2 separate regions of the Homo sapiens genome follow, and region 2 is linked to region 1. A link is a contact called in ENCODE POLR2A ChIA-PET data. All regions are on one chromosome and are shown on one strand. The core of a region is the stretch at or near the end of the contact, and the rest is flanking DNA. Distances in the headings are between cores, read along the strand shown. Region 1 overlaps IVD (isovaleryl-CoA dehydrogenase). Region 2 holds the start of SPINT1 (serine peptidase inhibitor, Kunitz type 1).

Region 1 (6,972 bases), core at 3,540-6,039:
CTGAGACCAGCCTGGGCGACATGATGAAGCCCCATCTCTACAAAAAATACAAAAAAATTAGCTGAGCTTTATGGCAAATCCCTGTAATCCCAGTTACCTAGGAGGCCCAGGCAGGAAGATGGCTTGAGCCCAAAAGGTTGAGGCTGTAGTGAGCTGTGATCATGAACAGAGTGAGACCCTGTTTCAAAACAAAATGAAAAACAAACAAACAAAAAAACCAAGAAAACAAGAAAACAAAAACTATACAATGATGAGCCAAAAAGCAAGATATGGAAGAATATATATATATATATATATATATATAGTATGAGTCCAGCTATAGAAAGTTTGAAATCAGGCAACCTAAACAATATTGTTCAGGGATCTATACAGAGGCAGGAAGCCATTGAGAAAGGTAAGGGGAGGATTATCACCAAATTCAGGATGGTGGCTCCCCTGGGGAGAATATGTCAAGGAGGGGCACATGGGCTTGGAATACTGTCTTCATTGACCTGCGTGTTGGGTACACAGGAGTTTGTTATTTTTCACACTGCATATGTGCATGTATATACTCTCCCATATATACCATGCATTTCACACAAGAACACAAAGGCTGTGTGGCTCTGCTCTGCCCCTTTCCCCTTCCAGCTCCCATTCTCGTCCTCAGCTAGCAGAGGAGGGTCAGGGTCTTTTAGCACAGCTTCCTTCTGTCTCTGAGTGGGTCAGAGGAGTACGGGGATGAGGGCCTCCCTTCTGCGGCTGGGCTCTGGCCACTCCAGGGTGGGAAGGCCTGGAGAAAACAGGGCCAGGCAAAGCCGGCTGGCCCTGCTGTTTCTGCCAATGCTGGGATTAGGCCAGGGCTCTGGCCCACCTGTCATTTCACTCATTCAGCATGAACATAGCCACTGAGCACTTACTGTGAGCCCCGGGTGCTATTGGGAGAGTTCAGATAAGTGAGAGAGGGTCTTTGACCTCAAAGATCTTACAGAGAGGACCGTATACACAAATAACAGTATACCAGCAAAATGTGAGCTAAGTGTCATGTGACTACTCATCTACTCTTTCAATAAATATTTGTTGTGCACCTATTACATGCCAGGAACTGTGCTGGATGGTGATCATGTAAAGACAGTCAAATCACAGTCCTAGCTCTCAGATTCACAGCCTGCCTAATGCTGGGGAAACTGGAATAAACAACTGTGTGGCAAGCCCATCAGTGCAGATATGCCCAGGGAGAAGGAGAAAGGGGACCCATCCAGGATGGATGAGATGGAGACAGAGGAATGAGGGAAGGTTGGAGAAGAGAGGTCTTCCTGAAGGAGGCAGGCCCTGGCCTGAGGCTTTAGAGATGAGGAAGCAAGAGAAAGTTTGAAGGGCTGGAAGGACTTCCAGAGCTGCCCCAGACCAAAGGCACAGGGATGAGAAACATGGCAGTGAGGACTCCTTGCAACAAGAACACGAACATTCAGCAGGGAAGGAGGGAAGCAGCAGAAGGGGAAGGCCCAGGGGGATCAGAGTCATATTTGCCTTGCCAAGCCTTAGATCTTACAGGTGCTGGGAGCCACTGAAGAATTTGCGGGGAGCTTGATAGTTCACTGGTTCAGTGTAGAGGAAGGGTTGAGGGGCATGGCCTGGAAGAAGGAAGGCAAGTTGGCAGGATGTTAAGATCCAGGAAGTATTTAAGAGATACCAGGCTAGCCTCTGAGAGTGGCTGGGTGGTGGGTGAGGGAAAGAGGCCAAATTCTGGAACGGCCCCCTGCAAGAGTAACCAAGTGGCGCACACAGGGAGAGGAGAGCTCCCACTCGGCACTAGCGTGGCTGTAGGCTCTGGGTACCAAGTGTGGGCAGGGGTTGGGGACAGCCAGGAATGTGAATGGGGCTCTGCACCACCTGATTTCAGGGCTCCCAAACACTGGCCCGTGGACAGGGCTGGCCCGAGGAAGTGAAAAAAGTATGGGCATAACTTCTCATAAATCAAATGTATGCACTTTAAAGAACTATCCTTGGGCCGGGCATGGTGGCTCATGCCTGGAATCCCAGCACTTTGGGGGGCCGAGGTGGGCAGATCATGAGGTCAAGAGTTTGAGACCAGCCTGGCCAATATGGTGAAACCCTGTCTCTACTAAAAATACAAAAATTAGCCGGGCATGGTGGTGTGCACCTGTAGTCCCAGCTACTCGGGAGGCTGAGGCAGAAGAATCGCTAGAACCCAGGAGGCGGAGGTTGCAGTCAGCTGAGATTATGCCACTGTACTCCAGCATGGGCGAGAGAGCGCAAGATTCCGTCTTAAAAACAAAAACAAAAACTATCCTTAAAAGTGCTTACAATTAAATCAATAAGTAAGCATGTCACTTAGAGGTATGAAGTGAATTATCAAAAGAAGCCCCTTAAAGATTCAAAAGTGGTTTTGTCCTGGGAGTGGGAATGGGGATAGGAGGGACAGGGGACTTTTATTTTTTTAAATAAGCTTTTAAAAACTGTAGTATTTTTTAAAACAGTGAACATAAAGCATATACAAAAATTTAAGGGCTGGGCACACTGGCTCAACGCCTATAATCCCAACACTTTGGAAAGTGGAGGCAGGAGGATCGCTTGAGCCCAGCAGTTGAGCCCAGCCTGGACAACATGGTGAAAGCCCGGCTCTACAAAAAATACAAAAATTAGTCTGGCATGGTGGTGCACACCTCTAGTTCCAGCTACTGGGGGGCTGGGGGTGGGTGGCAAGGGGGAGGACTGAGGCCAGAGGATCCTTGAGCCAGGGAGGTCGAGGCTGCAGTAAGCTGAGATCACGCCACTGCACTGGGTGACAGAGTGAGATCCTGTCTCAAAAATAAATAAATAAACAAACAAATAAAAATCCTGGCCTAGCTGGGCGTGGTGGCTCATGCCTGTAATCCCAGCACTTTGGGAGGCTGAGGCCGGTGGATCAATTGAGGCCAGGGCTTTGAGACCAGCCTGGCCAACATGGTGAAACCCCGTCTCTACTAAAAATACAAAAATTAGCCAGGCATGGTGGCACATGCCTGTAATCCCAGCTATTTGGGAGGCTAAGGCACGAGAATCGCTTGAACCCTAGATGTGGAGGTTGCAGTGAGCTGGGATCGCGCCACTGCACTCCAGCCTAGATGACAAAGTGAGACTCCGTCTTAAAAAAAAAAAAAAAAAAAAAAAAAAAAAAAAGTCGGCCGGGCGCGGTGGCTCACGCCTGTAATCCCAGCACTTTGGGAGGCCGAGGTGGGTAGATCATGAGGTCGGGAGATCGAGACCATCCTGGCTAACACGGCGAAACCCCGTCTCTACTAAAAATACAAAAAATTAGCCGGGCATGGTGGCGGGCGCTTGTAGTCCCAGCTACTCGGGAGGCTGAGGCAGGAGAATGGCGTGAACCTGGGAGGCGGAGCTTGCAGTGAGCCAAGATTGCGCCACTGCACTCCAGCTTGGGCGACAGAGCGAGACTCCGTCTCAAAAAAAAAAAGCCTTTTATGAAATGATGGTAATAGAGGATAGGCTTCCCCCAACCCCTCTTCCCTTTCATGTCCTTATTGGCTAAAACAAAACGTCGTTGAGTCCTGAAATCCCAAACTGGGGGCCTTGAACCCCAGGCAAAGGCCATATAGGCTGGCTCCGCGCGTTTGCAACCCAACCCCGCGGGCAGCCGGCAGGGGTCAGGCGAGCTCCATGCGACACTCGAGCTGCGTCTGGCAAGCCAGTGCTGCGCTCGAAGAAGCGCGCTGCCTCGAGGGAGAGGGTCAGAGGAAGGACTCTGGACCTGCCCTAGGCTGGGGGTCGCGACAGATGGCCACCTGGGTCTTAGGTCCCAGCTCCCACCCGGCAGGCAGGGACTGGGAACCTCTCTCCAGACCGCGCGGTGTGTTGACACCAGGTCTAGTCCCATTCCACCGAGGGCAACTCACCTTACCGGTCTTCTGAAAGGGGGCCCTGCGCGAAACCTTGCCTCCTGCACTCGGTTGTGCAAAGATCAAGGATCTCAGACTTGAGAGGGTTACATGGGCAAGGGATTGTTATCACTAGATTATATGGATTTAGAATTAGGACTTAGGCTCCTGGGGAAGCCTGCTTTAGGACTCAGATGGTGGTTGTAGAAGATTGCCTTGCAGACTCACCCTTGGGGATGTGATTAGGTCTGGGGCAGGATCCAGGAACCTGCATTTATTCTAGGTTGCCAAATTTTGATAAGGGGTGTGCTCAGACCACGCTTAAAAAACATCCCAAGGTTCTGTTGCCCTCCCACAGGGCAGGCAGCATCAACAGCAGCGAGCTGCCCTGATAGTGTGACCTGCCTAAAATTGGAGTGGAGTAAGAGCCAGCCGCAGGAAGGAGCAGTGCTGGCAGCTGGTGCTGCAGATTTGCCCAATGCATGTAGGCAACCAAACACGCCCACAAGAACCAAAGTAGACGTGCCCCTTGTTCTTCCATTTACCACTCAGGCTGCATGGTTCATTTTGTTTTTTTTGCTTTTAATTTTAAAACATTTATTTTGCTTCACATATAGAACCAGGAAAGAAATCACCTCCCCAAGTCGACAGGGCTTAGACAGACTGGATGAAGCGCCCCATTTTGCCACATTGTCTCCAGGCTGGTCTCTCCAGCCACACATTAAGCCAGCAAGATGGCCCTTTTAGTCACATTCATCTCCAACATAGCAGGGAGCAAGACAAGGAAGTGAAAGGGACTGCCTATGAGCCCAGGATCTTGCCCTCAGGATGGGACGGAACTGGGGTTGGTGAGGAGCCAACCCCACCTGTCTCAAGCCTCAGGCTAGGAACAGCACTTGGCTGCAGGCCAGGACCAAGAGCCAGGATAGGTGCTGCTGGGCTGAGAACCAAGAAAACCAGTTCCCTCTTTTTGGAACTCGGAAGGGGTGGAACAACCCAGACCCATTCCCTTCTCAGATCACACTCTATCCAGACTGCTGTACAGTGCGGCCCAAAGCTGGAATTCTCAGAACACCCCCATTTTTGCCATGAGCAGATCTGGATTCTAGTTCGTTTTGACCTTGAGAAAGTCAAATTGTGTTGATCTTTTTAAAAACAAAGGGGCGGTTTTCAGAAATCTATAAGCTTCCTTCTGGCTGTAAGAACTTAGCACTCTGGGCTCCCTGCTTCCTTTAAAACTCACTGGGAGATCTGGGAAAGGGAGGCTGAGACCTCTCTCCTAAGGGCTGATTTTACCTTCCTGTCCCTCATGAAAGAACGGGCTGGAGGACAGGAATAGGACCTGGGCCAGCCACTCTCCAAGGACACAAGCTGGATCCAGACAGGAAGCAGCGGCAAGTAGATTGCTTCTCCCCAGATAGGTTTGTTTCACAATATATTTAATACAAAATGGCAGCAGCCACTGTGCAGTTATAACAAAATTAGCCATAGGGTATCTGGAGAAATGTACACAGGCAGCCTCAGCTGGAGTCATGCGAGCCAACTCCGGCCTGCTCGGGTAGGGCCTGTGCCTGCTGCCCAGTCAGCTGTGGGTGGTCACACGGCCAGGACTGGATGGTGCCCGTGGCAGGGCGGTGCACAAGGGCTCAGAGGTGCTGTACAGGAGGAGCCAGTCTTCCAACAGTACACAAAAGCACGCTGTCCTCTGCTCTGCCCCCCCTGCGGACTCAGCAGCATGTGTGTTCATTTATTTTATTATTATTTTTTGAGACAGAGTCTCACTCTGTTGCCCAGGCTGGAGTGCAATGGCGCGATCTCAGCTCCTGCAACCTCTGCCTCCTGCGTTCAAGCGATTCTCCTGCCTCAGTCTTCTGTGTAACTGGGATTACAGGCGCGTGCCACCAGGCCTGGCTAATTTTTGTATTTTTAGTAGAGACGAGGTTTCACCATGTTGGTCGTCAGGCTGGTCTCGAACTCCTGACCTTGTGATCTGCCCGCCTCGGCCTCCCAAAGTGCTGGGATTACAGACGTTGAGCCACCATGCCTGGCCTATTATTTTTTGAGACAGAGTCTCGCTCTGTCGTCCAAGCTGGAGTGCAGTGGTGTGATCTTGGCTCACTGCAAACTCTGCCTCCCGGGTTCAAGCAATTCTCTGCCTCAGCCTCCTGAGTAGCTGGGATTACAGGAGCCTGCCACCACACCTGGCTAATTTTTGTATTTTTAGTAGAGACGAGGTTTTACCATCTTGGCCAGGCTGGTCTTGAACTCCTGACCTCGTGATCCACCTGCCTCGGCCTCCCAAAGTGTTGGGATTACAGGCATGAGTCACTGTGCCCAGCCTATTTTTCTTTCCTTTTTTGAGACAGAGTCTCACTCTATGGCCCAGGCTGGACTGCAGCGGTGTCATATTGGCTCATTGCAACCTCCACCTCCCGGGTTCAAGTGATTCTCCTGCCTCAGCCTCCTGAGTAGCTGGGATTACAGACGTGCACCACCACCCCTGGCTAATTTTTGTATTTTTAGTAGAGATGGGGTTTCACCACGTTGGACAGGCTGGTCTTGAACTCCTGACTGCAAGTGATCCACCTGCCTTGGCCTCCCAAAGTGCTGGGATTACAGGCACACACCACCTTGCCTGGCCAAGCAAGCATATGTGTTCATAAGCTGCTAGGAGCTGATACCTCTAGAAACTGGAAGAAACAAGGGCCAGGGTTTTTTTGTTTTGTTTTGTTTTTTGAAGAGTTTTGCTCTTGTCGCCCAGGCTGGAGTGCAATGGCACAAGCTCGGCTCACTGCAACGTCCGCCTCCTGGGTTCAAGTAATTCTCCTGCCTCAGCCTCCTGAAGTAGCTGGGATTACAGGTGCCCACCACCATGCCCAACTAATTTTTTTCTATTTTTAGTTGAGGCGAGGTTTCCACATGTTGGCCAGGCTGGTCTTGAACTCCTGACCTCAGGTGATCCACCCATCTCAGCCTCCTGAAGTGCTGGGATTACAAGCATGAGCCACCACGCCTGGCTAGGCTAGGTTTATTATTTTTTTCCCCCAGAAAAGAGACTGAAAGTTGAATTTGCCTTATCCAAAATGCTTGGAACCAC
Region 2 (6,972 bases), core at 2,060-4,559, 420 kb before region 1:
CACCTCATCCACCCTAGCCCTTAATGGCTCTACCCTGTCATTACCCACCTCCAACCTCTCTAACTGGACCCAGGTGAGAATAAACCCCTTGACACACACACAGCTTTTTCCTCTTCCCAAAGCACTGCAGCACTCTAAGAATGGCCTAGAATGGCCTGGAGCTCATACTAAGTCCAAGCCCTACCTGCCTCCCTCAATGTCCCAGGAAATCCCCACTCCACCCTCTCTTGTGGCAAACAGGCAGGTCCTGGGGGTTTCCAGATGAGGATGGCTGGTCTCAAGACCATGGGGCCATAGTCCAGCTAAGCTCCCTGACCAGACTCCAGAATTTCACACTCTGGCTCTGGAGAGGGACTCCCATGGGGCCTCTGTGGAGCAGGAAGGGCATGAGCAACTCAGGTCAGTAAGAGTCATCACCACCTACACTTTCTGCTACTTCCTTGTGGAACAGGCTGCAGCCCTGGTTCAGTGGGACTTGGTGGCCCAGACTGGCCCTCAGATATGTCCCCCTCCCATCCACAGGAATCCCCATCTCGCCTCTCCTCAGAGACCCAGGAGAGCTACTGGAAGGATAGGGAGGAAAGAGGACCCTCCTTAGCCTGGCAGAGAGACTAGCCCAGGAAAAGTCTGCGGAGGAAAGCCCTTTCTCCACTTTCCAGAACGGAGACCACCCCCAGATGTGGCCCCAGCCCAGTTCTGGCCCCCAAACTCCCCAATCCCCGGTTCTGTTATCCACTGGGCTATTTTGGGTCAGAATGCTAGGTTTTTACCAGAGAGATGGTCTTGTGTGAAAAACAGCACAGGACTTTTTTTGGAGGTCTCCCCTGGGGTGAATCTCAGGCCTACCATTTATGGGCAGTGTTACCCTGGGCAAATTCTTTAACATGGGAGTCTTAGTTTCCTAATCTAAAAAGTGGGATGACTGCTAGTAGCACCCTTTTTGGAAGTTGTTGTGATGAGGCCTGAGTGAGAGGATGTGTGGCACAGCAATCAGTAAGCTGTAAAGTGCTCACAGAGGTTATGAGAGGTGACCTACCCCTGCCCTGGAGCCCCACCTGGCCAGAACAGCAGGTAGAGAGAAAGGGGGAACCAAGGCTCTGGACTGGCCCTGATCCCAGCAGACAGTTCAGTCCGGGGAAGAAAGAGGAGGAGCCCTGGCCTCCGCTTTGCCTTTATCTATGGAAGTAAACAAGGTTTGGCTACCAGATTCTAAGCAGGGAGAGCCCTGTCTGGCTCATGCGCATGCACACACACCTGCCTGGACAGCTGACATCCCTTCCCTACTAGGTATACATACCAACAGGCTGACTCACCCCACAACCCTCCTCATCCCCCACCCCAGAGCCTCTAGGCTTCTGTGCCTACAACATCACTTCTCTCCCTTTGGATCAACCGCAGACTGGGCTTGTTTTCTAGTCTCGGATCTGGCAGTCTTCCTGGACCACCAAAAGGCCAATGCATTCCTAGGGGGTAGAGAGATGCTAAGCAGTCCCAAGTCCAGCCAGTGGAGGAGACTATGGCCAGGCTCACCTGACAGGGCATCGGTGTGCCCAGACCAGTGCTTGGCCAAGGTGCCTTTCTAGTCACCAGACCATCCAGACAGCTCACTCCTTCAATCAGCCTATCAGTGCCAGAGGTCAGGAGTCCTGGGGACTTCCTCTCCCCTCCAGTACACACAGCCCAGAGCCAAAGGCCTCCCTGTGAGCACCAGCCCATCACCTCTGAACATCCTGAGTTCAGGAGCCAGAGCCTGGGCCCTGCCCTCCCTACTCATGTCCCCTTTCATTTGTTTACTGTTTGTACTGCCTACTACCGATGTGAAGGCGATCTGGCTGTGACATCTGTCACCCCATTGATCACCAGGCTTGATTCGGCTGTACTGCCTACTTCTAAGGAGGGCTTCAGGTAGAAATAATCCCAGCACTTTGGGAGGCCAAGGTGGGTGGATCACCTGAGTTCAGAAGTTCAAGACCAGCCTGGCCAACATAGTGAAACCCCGTCTGTACCAAAAAAAAAAAAAAAAAAAAAAAAAAAAAAATTAGCCGGGTCTGGTAGCGGGTGCCTGTAGTTCCAGCTACTCCGGAGGCTGAGACAGAAGAATCACTTGAACGTGGAAGACGGAGGTTGCAGTGAGCAACCAGAGATTGCGCCATTGCACTCCAGCCTGGGCGACAAGAGCGAGACTCCGTCGCAAAAAAAAAGAAAGAAAAAGAAAAAAAAAAGTGAACTCTCCTTAACTCCTCTCTGATGTTCGTCTCCCCTAGGACCCCATAACCAGTCCCTTTTTTGAGTCTCTCCAAACCCATCCATCTTGGCACCCTCCTCACCTCCAAAGCCCTGGGTCCGCAGCTGGCGGTAGGAGCGGTACACTTCCCTCGTGAGGTAGTTGATGAAGCCCTCCCTGGGCGCGAACTTGCACACGAAGTTCTGCTCGTAGAGGCAGTTGATGAGGAAGCAGGCGGCGATGGCGTCCTCCCCGCGGTCGGGCTGCAGCTCCACTAGCGCCAAGTTGCAGTTCTGGGTGGTGCAGCAGGCGCGCACGCAGTCCCAGCCCCGGCGCACGGTGGGGGACTCCAGGAAGGTAGCTCCGTTGCTGACCGAGGCGTTGGTGTCCAGCACGAAGCCAGGCACCCCGGCGGTAAAGCTGTTCAGGCAGTCGGCTCCCGCGGGCAGCCCAGGGGGCGCGGGCGGTGGCCCGGCCTGGGTGCCCTGGAGGCCGAGCGTGCACAGAAGCCACAAGGCGACGGCAGGGATGCCGGCCGGGGCGAGGCGGGCGCGGGCCATCGTCCTCGCAGGGGCCATCGCCTTCCTCCCCAGGGGGGTCACCTTCAGAGCGCGGGCCTCTGGGTTCCGAGGGTGCTGGTGACCTGAGAAGAAGGGAGGGGACAGAGGAGGAGACACACCTGATCAGCCCGGGAGACTTTGGAGGAGGCGGGCCGGCCGGGAGGAAGTGGCGGGGAGGAGGGACCGGAGCACCCCAGGATCGAAGAGGGCGCACGGGCCCGGCCCTCCCACGCGCCCTCCAGGGACCCGGCAGCCAGACAGACGGACAGGCGGACCGCTAGGGAGCTCAAGTACCCGGACACACGCACGAGCGCAGAACAAAGGGCCGGACATGCTCCAGCCCGCTCCGCCTGCGCCTCGGCCTTGCGCGCGGGGGCCCGGGTTACCTGCGCAGGTGAGTTGGGTGGGGCCGGGTCCGCCGAGGTTCCGGTCCCAGCTTCCTGCGCGGCTCGGGTCGCGGCTTCCGACCCGGTGCTCGGAGAGCTGGGGCTCGGCCGCCTTCTCCCCCTGGTTTCTGGTGAAACTGAGTCAGCGCCGTCGGGGCGGGGCCGACATTCACCCTTGCGCTGCCGGCCCCGCCCACGCCCGGTGCGCTGCGGCCGCCTCTAGCGCGGAGCTCCAGGCCCGGCCCGCCCCGCGGCCCCGCAGCCCCGGTGCCTCCCCGGCAGCCAGCTCCCCGGAGGGGCTCTCGGGCTCCACCCAGTCCAGCCTCGCGAGGGAGCCCCGCGCCCGAAGCGCATACCCAGCCGGGAGGGGATGCGGCCGGGACGCGAGGGTCCGGCCTCTGGGGCGGCGGCCTCCAGTCTTCCTTTCCGGCCGGGGCCTGCTTTCCCAGCCCCAGACCTGAGGCCCGATGCAAATGATCTTTCCGGCCCTCAGGAAATCATTTCCATTTCGTGGCGGGAAGGTAACCCAAAAGTTGCGTGGCTGCACCTGTGATAACAGGGATCCGGGATGTCTGCCTCACTGTCAGCTCCGGGAAGCCCTCCCTGCTGTCAGGGTGAGAAACGGAGGCGATTCCCCGCGTCCAGGCTCCCCTGCGTGCTCCACGGGGCTTCCCTGTTGTTCGAGGCCCCTCCTCATCTTGTATGTACAGTTCGGTCCATTCCCTGCTATGGCTCATTGGACTGTTGCCCCCTTCCCTGGAGCCCAGGCTTCCTCTCTTTCACAAAGGGGACGCTGCTGGCTACTTTCTTCCAGGGAAATGTCATCCTTGGAAGCCTGGAGGTTCCAGTTCACCAAGTAGCTGAGTTAATGCCCTTCACGAAACAGTGGACTCCTTGAAGCCAAGCTCATTGCTCCTCCTGAGTAAAAAACTCTTAAGAGACCATTCTCTACGGCAAGGGTCTGAACAGGTGAAAGACAGATGAAGGCAGGGCTGGAGGAAGGAATCACATAGCATGCTCTCTTAAAATACAGATTCCAAACCTTTTCCTGATGGCTTAACAACCCCCAAACCAATGGGAACATTCTTCCCAGTTTCTCATCCAGAGCAGCTTTGCCTAGCAGATCCTGTGGCCAACCCTTGGATTTTGCTGAACTGCAACATCCTCCAGCTGCTCACATGATGCGTGTTGGGGTGGGAATCTGGGGCCTGTCTCCCCTTCTCTGGATGTTTAGGGTTTATCCACAGACCCTGGCACACTGGTGGATATACAACAATGGTGGTATGCTGGGAATGAAGAAAATGATTGTGCAGTCACTGGGAAGAAAGGGTTTTGTTGTGATTTGATTTCCCCTTATGGCTAACACATTCAAGAATCTTTATTTATTTATTTATTTATTTTTTTTTTTTTTTTTTTGAGACGGAGTCTTGCTCTGTCACCCAGGCTGGAGTGCAATGGCACGATCTCGGCTCACTGCAACCTCTGCCTTCCAGATTCAGGAAATTCTGCCTCAGCCTCCCAAGTAGCTGGGCTTACAGGTGGGCACCACCACGCCGAGCTAATTTTTGTATTTTTAGTAGAAACGAGGTTTCACCTTTTTGGCCAGGCTGGTCTTGAACTCCTGACCTCAGGTGATCCACCCACCTCGGCCTCCCAAAGTGCTAGGATTATAGGCGTGAGCCACTGTGCCTGACCTCAAGAATCTTAATACAGGAAAATATTACCTTATGGTAATATTACATCACCATAAATTTATCATTACATCCATTATACACACCATTATAAAAACCAACATGAATTCAGCACTGACAATGCCCAAACTCTGTTCCTAAGCACTGCCCACATATTACCCTATACTCAAAACAAACCTAGGGAGGTAGTATTTTTAGCCCCATTTTACAAATGAGCAAACAGGCTCAGACAGGTAAACTGACTTGTCAGGTCATTCAGCATTGAAGCGGCAGAGTAGGGATTGGAGCCCAGGCAGGCCAATTCCATGGCTTCAGTGCTTAAACCCTGGGCTTTATGGCCTTTGCAATTCTGACTTCATCTGGAAGTTCTGCCCTCACCTCAGATTCAACTTGCTTAAACCCATAACTCACTTTCAAGTGGTGAGCACCCACCATTTGTTGAGATGCCCACTGTGTTCCCTCCAGGCACTTGACATAGGATTGCTAATGCTCAGGACAACTCTAAAAATTGCTTCCACTTTGCAGAAAGGTTCACTGACTCCATCAAGGTCAGGTAGTGAACGAAGAGTGGTGACAGGTTGTAGAGAAGTTGAACTTGTGAGCTTCAGACTCAGACTACTGGATTTAGCTCTTGCATCTGCCACTTACTATTCGTGTGGCCTTGTGCAAGTTATTTGATCTCTCTGCCTTAGTCTCCTTGAATGGGAAGTGGGGCTTCATAAGGTTTTTTATGAGGATTAATTGAGTTAATGCAGACAAAGCATTTGACACAAAGAGTTCTCAATAAATGTTACTTGAAACGACAACAACAACAACAACAAAAACACATGGTGGTGAGGATGCAGAGAAAAGGGAACGCTTATACATTGTTGGTGGGAATGTAAATCAGTTCAGCCACTGTGGAAAGCAGCTTGGAGATTTCTCAAAAACTTAGAACTACCATTCAACTCAGCAATCCTATTACTGGGTATATACCCAAAGGAAAATATATTGTTTTTCCAAAAAGACACATGCACTTGTACGTTCATCACAGCACTATTCACAATAGCAAAGACATGGAATCAACCTAGATGCCCATCAATGATGGATTGCATAAAGATAATGTACTTCATACGTACCATGGAATACTATGCAGCCATAAAATTAACAAAATCATGTCCTTTCCAGCAATACGAATGCAGCTGGAGGCCATTATCCTAAGCAAATTAAGGCAGGAACAGAAAACCAAATACCACATATTCTCACTTATAAATGGGAGCTAAGCATTGAGTACACATGGACATAATGATGGAACAATAGACACTGAGGACTACCAGAAGAGAGAAGGAGGGAGGGGAGCGTGGGGAGCGTGGGCTGAAAAACAACCTTTTAGGTAATATGCTCACTACCTGGGTGACAGGCTCATCTGTACCCCAAACCCTATACCCATGTAACAAACCTGCATGTGTACCCACTGAATCTAAAATAAAAGTTGAGGCCAGGTGCAATGGCTCATGTCTGTAATCCAAGCACTATGGGAGGCTGAGGCAGGAGGATTGCTTGAGCCCAGGAGTTCAAGACCAGCCTGGGCAACATGGCAAGACCCCGTCTCTATAAAAAAAAATACAAAAAATTAGCCAGGCATAGTGGCGCATGCCTGTAGTACCAGCTACTCAGGAGGTTGAGGTGGGGGGATTGCTTGAGCCAGGGAGGTCAAGGTGGCAGTGAGCTATGATCATGCCACTGCACTCCAGCATGGGTGAAAGAACTAGACCCTGTCTCAAAAATAAGTAAACAAAATAAAAGTCGAAATGATTCTTTTAAAAAAGTGACAGAGCCAGGATTGTATCTGAAGTCTTTTTGACATTAAAAGCCATACTTTCCATACTACCTTATGCTGCTTCTTACATACTAATAAGAAAAACTACATGTGAAGAGAAGAAAGACTATAAGGTATGCCATCAAAGTAGGGAAAGTGATGGTATTTGAATGGTGAGACTGTAGGATAACATTTCTTCTTTCTAGTTTTAAAAATATTTTCCAAGATCCCTTCAGTGAACATGGGATGCTTCCATAATGAAGAGAGAGACACACCGTGATGACCTCCACATACCATATTTGATGACAGTCTT

Evidence for each region. ChIA-PET counts read pairs that join two places held with the same protein, here RNA polymerase II (POLR2A).
Region 2: POLR2A ChIA-PET joins it to region 1 with 11 read pairs in A673. The contact joins the promoter of SPINT1 here to the enhancer-like site in region 1. POLR2A ChIA-PET finds 5 or more read pairs at or near these places in 2 of 52 experiments (A673 and WTC11).

Annotation. Positions count from the first base shown.
Region 1 is chr15:40,418,773-40,425,744 of GRCh38, reverse strand. IVD (isovaleryl-CoA dehydrogenase) reads right to left here. Exons shown (of 12, transcript NM_002225.5): 12 at 4,437-6,972. Among named protein-coding and RNA genes, the nearest start is that of IVD, 16 kb to the right of the region's middle. Within about 2 kb of position 4,789, at least 19 of the 41 ENCODE cell types and tissues checked have a DNase peak (open chromatin) inside an H3K27ac peak, as active enhancers do.
Region 2 is chr15:40,840,385-40,847,356 of GRCh38, reverse strand. SPINT1 (serine peptidase inhibitor, Kunitz type 1) reads right to left here and starts at 3,309. Exons shown (of 11, transcript NM_003710.4): 1 at 3,171-3,309; 2 at 2,328-2,867. The coding sequence starts at 2,802. SPINT1-AS1 (SPINT1 antisense RNA 1) reads left to right here and starts at 2,833. Exons shown (of 2, transcript NR_146468.1): 1 at 2,833-3,178. RefSeq lists silencers at 2,628-2,867, 3,158-3,217, 3,298-3,527, 3,689-3,871 and an enhancer at 3,165-3,736.